Linked DNA regions of Homo sapiens: region 1 is linked to region 2. The links are chromatin contacts, found by Hi-C or POLR2A ChIA-PET in ENCODE. All regions are on one chromosome and are shown on one strand. Each heading gives the region's core, a stretch centred on a gene start or an enhancer-like site at or near the end of the contact. The rest is flanking DNA. Distances are from core to core; before and after follow the strand shown. Region 1 holds the start of RAPGEF3 (Rap guanine nucleotide exchange factor 3). Region 2 overlaps VDR (vitamin D receptor).

What was found. A loop is a pair of places that touch in the nucleus more often than their neighbours do. ChIA-PET counts read pairs that join two places held with the same protein, here RNA polymerase II (POLR2A). Pooled maps may share reads with other maps.
Region 1: a pooled map shows a loop between it and region 2 (4-fold over the local background). The contact joins the promoter of RAPGEF3 here to the enhancer-like site in region 2. A Hi-C loop is called at or near these places in 7 of 50 pooled maps. POLR2A ChIA-PET finds 5 or more read pairs at or near these places in 4 of 52 experiments (GM12878, HCT116, activated CD4-positive, alpha-beta T cell and 1 more).

What each region holds. Positions count from the first base shown.
Region 1 is chr12:47,756,369-47,762,449 of GRCh38, forward strand. It overlaps RAPGEF3 (Rap guanine nucleotide exchange factor 3), which reads right to left and starts at 2,512. Exons shown (of 28, transcript NM_001098531.4): 1 at 2,183-2,512; 2 at 1,498-1,710. The coding sequence starts at 2,188. It also overlaps a transcript of SLC48A1 not described here. RefSeq lists enhancers at 1,723-2,391, 2,392-3,060 and a silencer at 2,332-2,681.
Region 2 is chr12:47,880,073-47,886,213 of GRCh38, forward strand. It overlaps VDR (vitamin D receptor), which reads right to left. Exons shown (of 10, transcript NM_000376.3): 2 at 2,622-2,702. Among named protein-coding and RNA genes, the nearest start is that of VDR, 22 kb to the right of the region's middle. RefSeq lists enhancers at 2,469-2,981, 3,119-3,228, 3,659-3,848. Within about 2 kb of position 3,184, at least 10 of the 41 ENCODE cell types and tissues checked have a DNase peak (open chromatin) inside an H3K27ac peak, as active enhancers do; they include GM12878, where a contact is called at or near this core.

The sequences.
Region 1 (6,081 bases), core at 1,262-3,761, 120 kb before region 2:
AGGGAGGGTTCCAGCCCACTGGCTCCAGGCAATAGCTACAGCCAGTGACCCGGAGAGCGGAGAGCCGGAGAGCCAGAGGGGTAGCGGAGGAGGACCCAGGCTCATGATAAGGAAGACCCTAGTAGAGAACAGCTCTACCAGGACTGACATGTGGACTCTCCTCTCAATTCTGATTGCAAAGAGGAGCCCCTCATCTTGGTAGGTCTCAGTTTTTTCAACTCAGCCTCACTGTAAATGGCAGTTGGGCAAGGTAGGGGGAAGGAGGGAGAGGGTGGTGGTTATTCCACTCAAAAGGACTTGCCAATAAGAAGTGAACTCTCGGCTAGGCGCAATGGCTCATGCTTGTAATCCCAGTGCTTTGGGAGGGCGAGGTGGGCAGATCACGAGGTCAAGCGATCAAGACCATCCTGGCCAATATGGTGAAACCCCATCTCTACTAAAAATACAAAAATTAGCTGGGCGTGGTGGCGCACACCTGTAGCCCCAGCTACTCAGGAAGCTGAGGCAGGAGAATCACTTGAACCTGGGAGGCAGAGGCTGTAGTGAGCCAAGATTGCTTCACTGCACTCCAGCCTGGTGACAGAGGAAGACTCTGGTTAAAAAAAAAAAAAAGAAAGAAAAGAAAAAAGAAATGAACTCTCCCGGCCAAGCGCAGTGGGTCACGCCTGTAATACCAGCACTTTGGGAGGCCAAGGCAGGTGGATTGCTTGGGCCTAGGAGTTCAAGACCTACCTAGGCAACATAGCGAAACCTGGGTGGACACACGCAGTGGAGACATAACTGAATCTCAAGCTAAGCTACTCTATTTAGTCTGGATGGTTGGGGATAGCTTCTCTGCTGATTTGGATAGTACAGCCATTATCTTGCCTCCCAAATCCCACCATTCTTTCCCCTCCCTGCTCTCTCCTTCATTCTTTCAGGTCCAGAGATGTTTCTCACTAGCAAAGGGCACTTTGGTGATCTCAGATTCTCCAAATGTCTCAGAATCCTTCCCTGAGCCCCCCAAAGGCAGGTACCAAGCAGTGTCCACATGATCACCTCACCCTAAGACCAAAACGCAGAATTAGCACAGTTCAGTAACTCACTAAAGGAGAATGTTGCCACGGTGATGCACCCAGAACTGTAACCAAGCTTACCTCACTCCAACCCATTGACCCGGCCCCCATACCTCCCACCTCCACCTGGAAAGAACACACAAGTACCTAACTCAATGCCGGCTCACTGAGGTGACAGATAAACAACAAATCCCTTTCCCCTTCCCCCCATGCCCAAACAGAGACATTTGGGCAGAACACACACACAGACACACACACGTTGCAGCTGTGTGAGCCACCCACGCACACTGCAGACAAGCTTCCTGACCCAGTGTCCACGGCAGCTGTACCACTGTACACCCCCAGAGCAAGCTGGGCCACCAGCAGCATGCCAAGCCATGATCTAGGCCCCCCTCTAGCTCTGGTACTGGCCCTGGCACCTGGGCAGGTGAAAGGTACTCACCCAGCGCAGCCCCTGGATGCAGCTCGGACGCTGGTGCTCCAGCAGCAGCTGGTAGGAGCAGCTTCGGGGCCGGTGCATCCTTCTCAACACCATGTTGAGTAGTGTCCCCTCCGGCACCACGTCAGGGAGGGCTCCCACCCGCGGTGCTCCCAGAGCTGGGCTATCCTCCACAGCCAGGCCCACCTGCCAGCAGCTCTCACCTGGCCAGCCCACCTGTGACACGGGGAGGAAAGTGGACAGCCATGGGACACGACTGGGGCGGCTGGGCCACAGTACAACTGCCCCAGGCAGAACTACTTCCTTAGAGTCCTCTGGACTGGTCAGGCGGAGGTGCTGCAACCCTGCCAGGAGCTGGGGGGAGGAACAGGAAGACCTTCACTGGGGCCTGCCGGTCTGGCGCACTTAGGGGTCTCCAGCTGGCTCTTGGAAAAGATCAGGCCCTTCTTAGTCCTCTTTGGAATTCTGTCCCATCTCACTGCCCATGCCCCTGCAGGGATCTCCACTACCTCCCAGTATGAAGCTATAGATTCACTAGGTCTCCCAGAAATGCAGCTTCGGCTTAAACCCTTCTCCTCTCCTCCTCAGCCCTGACTAACCCTCCCTCTCCCACCCAAACTCCCCACCGTGTCAGCTTCCTCTCCCGCCCTCTCCTGCTCCTCCTCAACCCTGACCCCACCTTACCCACCTTCATGTTTCTTTTCAAGCTCGCACAGCCGTGCAGGCTCTAGCAAAAGGCTGGGGGGTCCCCAGCGACCCCCATCAGCTTTGATAAGGGGATCCGGAGGGTGCCAGTGGGTAAGTCCAGGTACAGTGAACTGGGCCAGTGCCTAGCTGGACTGGCTGCCAGGGCAGCAGGATGCAGGGCTCGGTGGAGAGGCTCCTCTTGGGTGAGTAGAGGGGTGGGGGCGTGGTGGGGGGACGCCACCCAGCCACCGGCGACAGGGAGCCCCGAGCCTGCGCCTTCGTCTCAGACGAAGGAGCCAGCTGGCACCGGGCGCTGAAGCAAGGCTGCGCTGGCACCGGTCCGGGCGGGAGCTGTCACACCCCCTGCGCTGCCCGCCCCCTTCCCCTCCCCAGGACTGGCGGAGGGGGCGGGGTGGAGGCGCCCTGCCTTACGGTAGAGGAATGCGTAGGGGAAGGGGGCCGGCACTGGCAGGCTTTGGAGTCCGCACCCGGGGGTACCAGAGTGGACATCCGCCTGAGCCCAGAGTATCCCCAGGGGGCAGGAGCGGCCCCGAAGTGTGTGGAGGAGGCCGCAACGGCCGGGGTGTCAGGGATCCGGCGGTGAGTGGCTGCACTGGCCGCCACGTGGCCGGGAGGAGAAATGCAAACAAGGAAACCGGGGAGAGCGGGGAGGGGGTGAGTCACTGCGGCCTCACCCGGGAGGGAAATCCGGGCTGGGGCCGCTTCCCGGCTGGGGGTGTCTGCCTCCTGTTTCGGTTCAGGGTCTCCAGCCGCCCGGGGGAGGGAATAGGCGGCTTTCCCGCGGGGAATCCCGCTGCCTTGCCTCCCACAGTTCCGTTCCCAGACCCACGCCCCACTGCCCCCTGCCCCAGCACACACACACCGGGAGCAGTTGAGGAAACTGAGGCTGGAGAGGAAGGACTGCTCTCCAGAACGGGTAGGGGCCCTAAGAGGAGATTGGGGTTGTGGCAGAGCTTCCAGGGGAGCAGAAGGTGTTCGAGTACCACGCCCCCTACCGCGCGCTCCCTGGTGGCCGGGTAGGTTGAGGCGGAGACCGGGCATTCCAGCGCCCTGCTAGGCAGGCTTGCTACCGAGGCTCCACGCCTCCCTGGGCCTCAGTTTCCACCACTGTGCAAATGGCCCAGCGCGGGCCTCTTCGCCCCACTCCTGAGAGGGTGGAGAGACAGTGGCCGGGGACAGCGACCCGTAATTCAGGACGATAATGAGGGTTTGGAAGGAGGTGAACGCCCCACCCCCAGCTTTTTAGGACTTTTTGCCCCTTCTCTTCCCTTTTCCCTTTGCTGTTGAGCCAGCCCAGACTGGGAAGAAGTATCTCTAAAAAGCCTATACCCCAATTTTGGGATGCCAAGCCCGCATCCTCCACCATGATTATTTTCTTGAAAGTGAGGAGAAGACTGGGAAGAGGTAGCTCTAAGAAGCCTATACTCCCAATTTTGGGATGCCAAGCCCCCATCCTCCACCAATTATTATTTTCTTGAAAGTGGGGAGAGAAATTTTAATTGTGATTAAAATCCCATTTTTAATGTATACATGTATAAAAAATGTTTCCCAGAAGCTTACTAAAATGCAGGCTCCGTCCCCAGCAATTCATATTCAATCCTATTGGCATGAAATGGAAAATCTGTATTTGGAACAAACACCCCAGGTCATCTGCTGTGTCCACACATTAAGAAACGCTGGTGGAGTTTTAAATGCCTCTCCGGGGAAGGAGGAAAGCCTGAGAATGAATCTGACCTCAGACCCAAATCCATTCAACGGAGTTCTGGTAATTTGGAAGAAGGAAGAGCAACCTGGAAACTGACAGGAAAGGATGACAAGTTGGGAGTCACAGGTATGCATGGGGAAGAGTTAGGGGGATGGAGTCATGAGTTTCGGGTTGCTGGGGCCAGTGCCCTGGCCTAGAAGTTCTTGCAGGAAGGCTTCCTGAGACTGGCAGTTGGGTCACAAAGGGGTCCCCTATTTCCTATTCTTGCTGCCCTTACTCTGGGCAGGTGGAAGATGCTGGGGAGTGAGGCAGGACACTTGTATACATTTCAGCAGAGCTACAAAATCTAATCATGTGCGGGCACTCTTTCAAGTGCTTTCCATGTGTTTAATCCCTGCCACGATCCTGTGAGGTATGTACTTCTGTTATCCTCACGTCACAGATGGGGAAACTGAGGCTCAGGGATATTAAGGAAATTGCCAAAGTCACACAGCTAGTAAATGGTGGAGCTGGGGCATGAATCCAGGTTGTCTGTCTCCACGTACTCACCATGGTATACTGCGTATACTCTGTATGTATTCTATTCTTCTAATGTAGACTAGACTGCCTAGGAGAGTCTACTCAAAAAAGGAAAATTGAGGCCGGGTGCGATGGCTCACGCCTGTAATCCCAACACCTTGGGAGGCTGAGGTGGGGGTGAATCATGAGGTCAGGAGTTCAAGACTAGCCTGACCAACATGGTGAAACCCTGTCTCTACTAAAAATACAAAAATTAGCCAGGCGTGGTGGCGTGCGCCTGGAATCCCAGCTACTCAGGAGGCTGAGGCAGGAGAATTCTTTCAACCCGGGAGGCGAAGGTTGCAGTGAGTCAAGATCATGCCACTGAACTCCAGCCTGGGCGACAGAGCGAAACTCCATCTCAAAAAAAAAAAAAAAAGGCAGGGGGGAAATCGAATATGTTTGTGTTGAGGTGTGGGGGAGCCTCAGGGAGCCAAGGATCACTCAAATCGGTGAAAATGAAACTGTCCCAACCCACTCCCCCACCTATGTTCCCCTTCAACACTACTCTTGCCTTTCTTTTTTCCATTTCTTTTTCATTCCCCCTCTCTGGGGAGATTGAGAAGAGGACCTGGGGTGATTACCTATTGGCTCCTAGCCTGGGGAGATCATAGGGAGTAGATCTTTTATGTGTCCCATTTCTAGCTTGTCCTACCTCTAACAGGCAAGGCCCCCAGCCTGCCATCAAAGCAGATGACGGGGCAGGTTTTTGCCTTCTCAGGATCCCTGGATGGGGACCCGACAGTAGAATTACTGCTCAGCAGATATTTGATCAAGGCTGAGGCCTAGAAGGGGCAGAGGACTGGGAATGTGTCTGAGGAACACATGCAAGCAAGATGGTAACAATCATGCCATGTCCTGGTACCGCCTCCACCCTCCTCTGACTGTCATTAAATGCTTGGCAGGTGTGTTAAGACAGATAAATAATAATAAGAATAGTCAACATGCACCAGGCCCTGTTCTTGATACTTTGTATATATTCACTGACTGAATTGTCACAACAACCCTATGAGATAAGGTTGTTATTTTTGTTATTCCATTTTACAGATGAGGGACCTGAGACACAAAGAGGTTAAATGACTTGCCCAAGGTCCCATACTAGGAAGTGGTAGAGCCATGAGTGACTCTGCCCAGGTGGTTTCTACCCTGTGTGCTTTACCACTCTGCAGTCCTGCCTCTGAAACATACTGACAGCTCCTATAAAGGGGGAAAAACTCATATCCACAGCCATTTGCCCACACCTTGGTACAGATGATGGAAACTAAACAGCAGGACCCCTTAATACACTCTACTCGGACAATGAGCTCCTGCCAGAGCATGGACTTACTTGAACCCTCCCCCATTCCCTTCAAGCAGGTGGCAGCGGCTCCCATGGATAGCTCAGGAGGGTGGGAAGGTGAAGGGGGCTTCTCAGACCAGGCTTTGACTCTGGGCTTGATTTTCCCCACCTCGGCCTCTTTGCTGAGCTCTACACAAGGTGAGCCCATAGTTTCCTGGGTCTTCACAGGAACCTCATACTCCCTTCCTGCCCCAGGAGGCCTCTCCTCCTGCTCTGCCTCTCTCAGCTCCCTGTTCCCAAACTCCACTACTGCCTAAGTGAGGAGCCTGATACCCTA
Region 2 (6,141 bases), core at 1,934-4,433:
CTGCCCTGAAATGCTTTCAGACCCTACTGCCTCCCAGTTCTCCCAATTTTATCTGAATCCTCAAAAGGGTCATTACAGGTTTCAGTGACCCCTTTGACCCTAGGCAAAGGGTCCTTCTTGTCAGAAGAAAAATAAGAGAGAAAGCCAGGAAACAAGAGACAAGAACCCACTCCACCCCAGGGTACCATTTCCTCCTGCCCTTGGGTGACAGAGGCAGATTCTGGGGGCCCTTGGGAGGCTCTGAGCTACTTTTCAATGACTAGGCCCATGATCTCTGATCTAGGGTGTGGAATATCAAAGCTCATTAAGTCTTATTTCACCTTCATACCACTTCATGGTGTAGATGCTATTATCATCATCCCCTTTACAAATGAGGCCCAGAGAGGCCCAAACCTTAAGATATGTCTAGAAACCACTACTGCCAAATGAATAAAACAAATACTTTCTAAAAATTCCCCAAAGAGCTTCACACCAAGGGAAAGAAGTGGTGCAGATAAGCAAGAATATGTTATCATCAGTCCCAAAGGGACAGAGGGAATCCCGGTCACAGACCTCGGAGATTCCCTAACCTCATTTAGCTTTTCTTTTCCTGGAAACCTTAATGTATTAGGTTGGTGCAAAAGTAATTGTGGTTTTGGCCATCAAAAATAATGGCAAAGATCGCAATTACTTTTGAACTATCCTAATAGTAATAGTGACACTATTGCTAATTTCTTTCACAGCTAGATTTATACTTGCTAAACTCTAATGTATATATAATATATACATTAAATATATAAATACATATTAATATATATTATATATTAATATATATTAAATATATAAATACATATTTAATGTATATATTAAATTTTAGCAGCTACATATACATTAAAGTTTAGCAAGTATAAATATATACCTATATATAAAGAGAGAAGCACTTTCAGAAAGAGAACAAAGATCATTGCAGCGATAGCAAAGACACAGAATCAACCCAGGTGCCCATCAACTCTGGACTAGATAAAGAAAATACAGTATATGTGTGTGTGTGTGTATATATATATATATACACACACATATACTGTCCTTTTTACACACGTATACTGTCCTTTTTACACACATACACTGTCCTTTTTCCTTTGCAGCAACATGGATACAGCTGGAGACCATTATCCTAAGGAAACAAAGCCAGAAACAGAAAACAAAATAGCACATGTTCTCACTTATAAGTGGGAACTAAACATCATGTACATATGGACATAAAGATGAGAACAATGGACACTGGGAATACAAGTGGACAGGGGCAGGGGCTGAAAAACAACCTATTGAGTACTATGCTCGCTACCTGGGAGACAATTCATTCATACTCAAAACCTCAGTATCTTGCAATATACCTTTGTAACAAACCTGCACAGGTACCCCCTGAACCTATAAGAAAAGTTCAGAAAAAAAGAACAAAGGAATGATTAACAGAAACCTTTGGAGAGATGAGATCGGGGAGGGGTGTGCATTATATAGTAGCAGTATTCTATTTTTTGAGTAGTGAGCATATGGTATCTTCTTCTTATTATTATTAGCAAAACACTACATCTATGTTTTGTATATCTGTGTTTGCATGCCCTTCTGAATATACAAAACGTTTCATAATTTAAAAAACAATTAAAAATAGAAAAAGTGCTTGTGGATCTATCAACATTGTCCCCAAAGACCATCCCAAGTCCAAGCTGATGCCTGCAGGTTTTAGAACATAGCACACATTCAAGATGTGGCCAGCATCCCGGAGGCCCAATATCATTGTGGGGTAATAGGGGAAACTGTCCAGGATGCTTGTGGCTTAACCCTGGGTCAGCTGAGATGCTGCAGCTCCGAGTCATCGTGGTGTTGCTACAGAGTCTGGGTCATCCAGGCTCCCAAGTATCCGGTGGATTTCGTGGAAAACAGAGAAATCAAATGGGGGGTAGGAAGGAATATCTGTTAAATCAGTCAACACATGTTCAGCATCACATGGACTCATTTGGAGATGCTATGATGCAAGCGAGTGGAACAACATACTACCACAGCACAGCAACGGGGCAGTCCTGCAATGGGGTGGGGTGCTGCCTTGACATCAGGAAGTCTCTATGCTGGGGGTGAAGGCTGGAAAGGCTGGATCAAGCAGCCAGAGGCCCACAGTGAATGAGACCATTTCAGGGGAGCTGACAGAAGACCCAACCCTGCTTGAGGTTATTTGCTGCTATCAAGAAGCCAGCGCCCAGGACCAGAGTCCACATGTGGAGATGTCCAAGCCTCTGTGGCTTGAGAGCTGAAAGTCCCAGGAATGACAGGCAGAGACTAAAGAAGGCAGCAAAGAGAAAGAGGAGATGGGGGCTGGATAGGAAACATCAGACGCACAGGAGAGCCCAGCCAGGGTCGTGGCTGGAGCCAGCAAGCCCCATCTCCTGAGCCCTTCTCTGAACTCCCACCCGCACCCCACACACTCATGCATCTCAGTTGCAGACTCTGCTGGCCCGGGACCCACCTTGCAAAATCCTGGGTGGTATCCCTTCCTTCCCCTGCCCACCACCTTCTTATGCCCCTCCCCCCCACCCCGCCCCTTGAAAACAGAAAGCCAGGGAAGTTGCGGCTGATGAGGAAACACCTACCTGAAGGAGCAGGGGGCAGGTAAGTGGAGCCCAGGGGTGCTCTTCTGTGAGGTCTCACAGACACTTCAGACCCAAAGGCTTCTGAAATGAAGAAGGGGAAACCTTTTATCTAAGGCGGAGCGCTGACCGCCTCCCCAGTCTCTAAGGAAGTGGGCACGAGAGGCTCTTTCCAGGGACTTTAGTCCCCAGATCAGTGACTGCAAACAGAAGTGGCTTGTTGGGAGCAGGCATGCCATGTCATCGCTGGCAGGGGTGTGGGGGTGGCGGCTGGGCAGCAGCCAGGATGGCCCTCCCTCGAGGCAGGGAGTAGCAGGAGCAGTGGGAAGCGGTGGCGGCAACCAGCCCCAGGCAGAAGGAAACAGCCTCCCGCCTAGGCACTCCTTCTCCTCTCACAGCCCAGGGTGTCAGGAGGGAGGAAGGGCCTTTTCGTTAGGGAGACCCACACTCTCACTACCCCCTCCATCTCCAGATTGTAGGCAGCTCAGGAAGCAGAGCAACTGGGCCATGTGTCCTGCTGCTAAGAGCGGGAAGACGGCTGCCCCAGGCAGGGCAGAGGAGGTGCCGCACAGGAGCTGGGAATGGGGCAGGCTTGGATGGCAGCCCACAGCCTTGGCCTCTTGGGACAGCTTCAAAGGCAGGTGTCTGAGATCTCCTGTCTGTGGAGACCGGGTGTAGGCGGAGCAGGTGTTGCAGGGGTTAAATACAGCAAAGCATTGCTTTCAAACAGGATGTTTTCTGCCACTTTTAGCTCTTCCCCAGACATGCTCAACACCCCCAGCTGCAGTAGGGTTGACTCTGCTGCCCAGACTCTGGATCTTAGCAGCTGGCTGGGGGGCCAGCAAGGAGGGATGGGCAGAATAGTATCCTTTCCACTTCCACTCACACCCGGCCCTACTTGTCCACCTGCAGACATAGACAAACAGACAGACACACACACACACAAACACACAAACACACACTTCTTTCCTTCTCTGATGCCAACAGGAGGTGACCCTGGCAAAGGCCTTTAAGTCAGACCCCAGATGGGGTATGTCTAGACCCCAGCTTTTGTCTTTCTTTGGAGACCTCTGTCTTCCAGTGGCCTAAGCAGGGAAGGGGGAGAGCTCAAGGGGCTTCCAAGACCTGGGCCCGGTCCTAGAACTGTGAGCCGACTGAGGCCACTTGCCACCCCCTCCAGTACTGCCAGCTCCCAGGGAGCATCTGAGGAAAACACTAGTGGACAATGAGCCAAGATAACCTAAGCTGGGCTGGCCCACCCCCACAAGAAGCATGGGCAGTGGGAGGTGTCTGCTGAGGACAGGCATGCTGCCACGTACCCCCAACCCAGGCCCTCCTTTGCCCCCTCTGCTCCTACTGCCCAAGTCCTTCCCAGCTGACCACGCTCTGCAGGGTTCCTCCTCTGGCCTTATTGATTCCTCAGGCTCCTTTCCTGGTGCTCAGGAAGGTGAGGTGGGGACCGGGTGGATGCAGAAAGGAGCACTGCTTTCCTATCCTCAATCCCTGTGGTTTTCAGAGGTCAGAGGTGACATCCAGATAGACAACCACCCTGGAACTTAAAAAAAATGTTTCCGGAGTATTTACTACATGCCAGGCCTGCTAAGCTCTGCATACATTATTTCATTTAGCCCTCACAACAGTTCTGTGAGGCAGGGAGCAGTCCTACTTGTAGCAAAGCCAAATTTCAGAGCACTCTGAGTGACTTACCCAGGGTCCCACAGCTAGGCAAGTGGTGGTTCCTGGGGCCAAATGAGGACAGGCTGATTGTAGTGCCCAACTGGGTCCTTTTGCAATGACAATCATCAGAGCAGATGCCTACTGCTCCGCACTGGGCCCTGCTCCATGGTTTTCCTGTGTCCTCACTCACTTCACTCTCATAAGAGCCTCCTCCAGTGGGTACTTTATTGCCCCTATCTTAGGGGTGGAAACTGAGGCGCAGGGAAGGTGATTGTCTTTGGAGCTGGATTTGAATCTAGGTAGCTTAGCTCTGAGTCATTTCTGCAACCCTAAGCCGTGGACACCTTTCACTTCCACTAAGTCAGGAGCAATGCAGAGAACAATCCCCAGGTCATGAGGGAAGAACCTGGGGATTGTTCTTTTCCTTCCAAGGATCCCCAGGCCAAGGGATGGCAGGCCTCAGCCAGGTTCCATCCACTTTCTGTCACCCAGCCCCTCTCATCTGGGAAAATCCCATTCAATAGATGGGCCTCTCCTCCTCACTCGACTTTCCAATAGTGGACGGTCCTTTTAGGAGAGATATCCTAGATTCAGCCTCTAAGTCCAAGTGCAAGCCTATAGGAAAGTGGGGCAAAGACATAAGGTGGAAAGGAGGACAGGTGGAAAAACTGCTTAATACCTGCCCTCTGCCACGTCACACGCCCACCCCACCAGCAATTCATGTTCTGAGTACACAGAACATCCCACTGCTTTTGCTGGGACCGTCCCCAGAGCAACCCTCTCCTGACCCTGCTTTAGAAATACCAAACCCCCAGCACTAAGCTTCAGAGAAGCAGAGGGGGAGGAGCTCAACTCTGTAGAAAGCCCCTGGCTTCCATCCCTCCAGGGCCTGCATCCCACATCAAAAACCCTGCCTGACCCTGACCCCAGTGCTGACCTTGCCTTAGCAAGAAATGAGAAGATAACACGTTTCCTTCCAGTCACTGAAGCCACAACCATTGCCTCTCCTACACGTCTGCCTGTCAGCCCACACCACAGGCGGCCCCATCTTGCGGCAGCTTCTGTTAAATGGGCATCCCCGGGGCCATCTCGCCTACGGCAGTCTTGCAGGGTGGCAATTGCCAGGTGTCCTGGGCAGAGCCCTGGGAGGACAAAAATCAAAGTCCCTCATGGCTCAGTTTAACTCCACATTGACTGGACCCTCCTAAGGGTGGTAAAGCTGTGACTCTGAGAAGGACCATGGAGTGGACAAGAAGTCTGACCGCTAATGTCTTTTCTAGCTCTGAGAGCATGCAACTCCAAGACTGGAATTCCCATCATGAGAAGCACTATTTTTTTTTCTTTTTAAGAGACAAGGTCTCCTCTGTTACCCAGGCTAGAGTGCAGTTGCACAATCACAGCTCACTGCAGCCTCTAATTCCTGGGCTCAAGCAATCTTCCACCTCAGCTTCTCAAGTAGCTGGGGTTACAGGTGTGAGCCACGCCAGGAAAGAAGACCTTAAATGAGATGAAGCTTTCTCCCTGATCCCTCATTAGCCAGATGAACCACAACATTCATGCCTCAGTGAGTGAGACTCACTCATCCTCAGATGCCAATGAGCAGGAAGGGCACAAAAGATGTGGCCCCTAATCGACCCCAGGAGAGGGGTCCTCTCTCTGCCAGGTTGGGACTGGAGTGATCTAAACTGGGCTTTCTAATTGTTGACATTGTTCCAAAGTTCCTACTCCTTCTAGAAAGAAATGGAAAGCTAAGCTATTTCCCCACAGAGTGGGAGACAATTCTTCTTCTTCCTAAAATTGCCACACACAGAGTCAACCAAGTGTTGGGCTTTTCCAGGAGAAGATA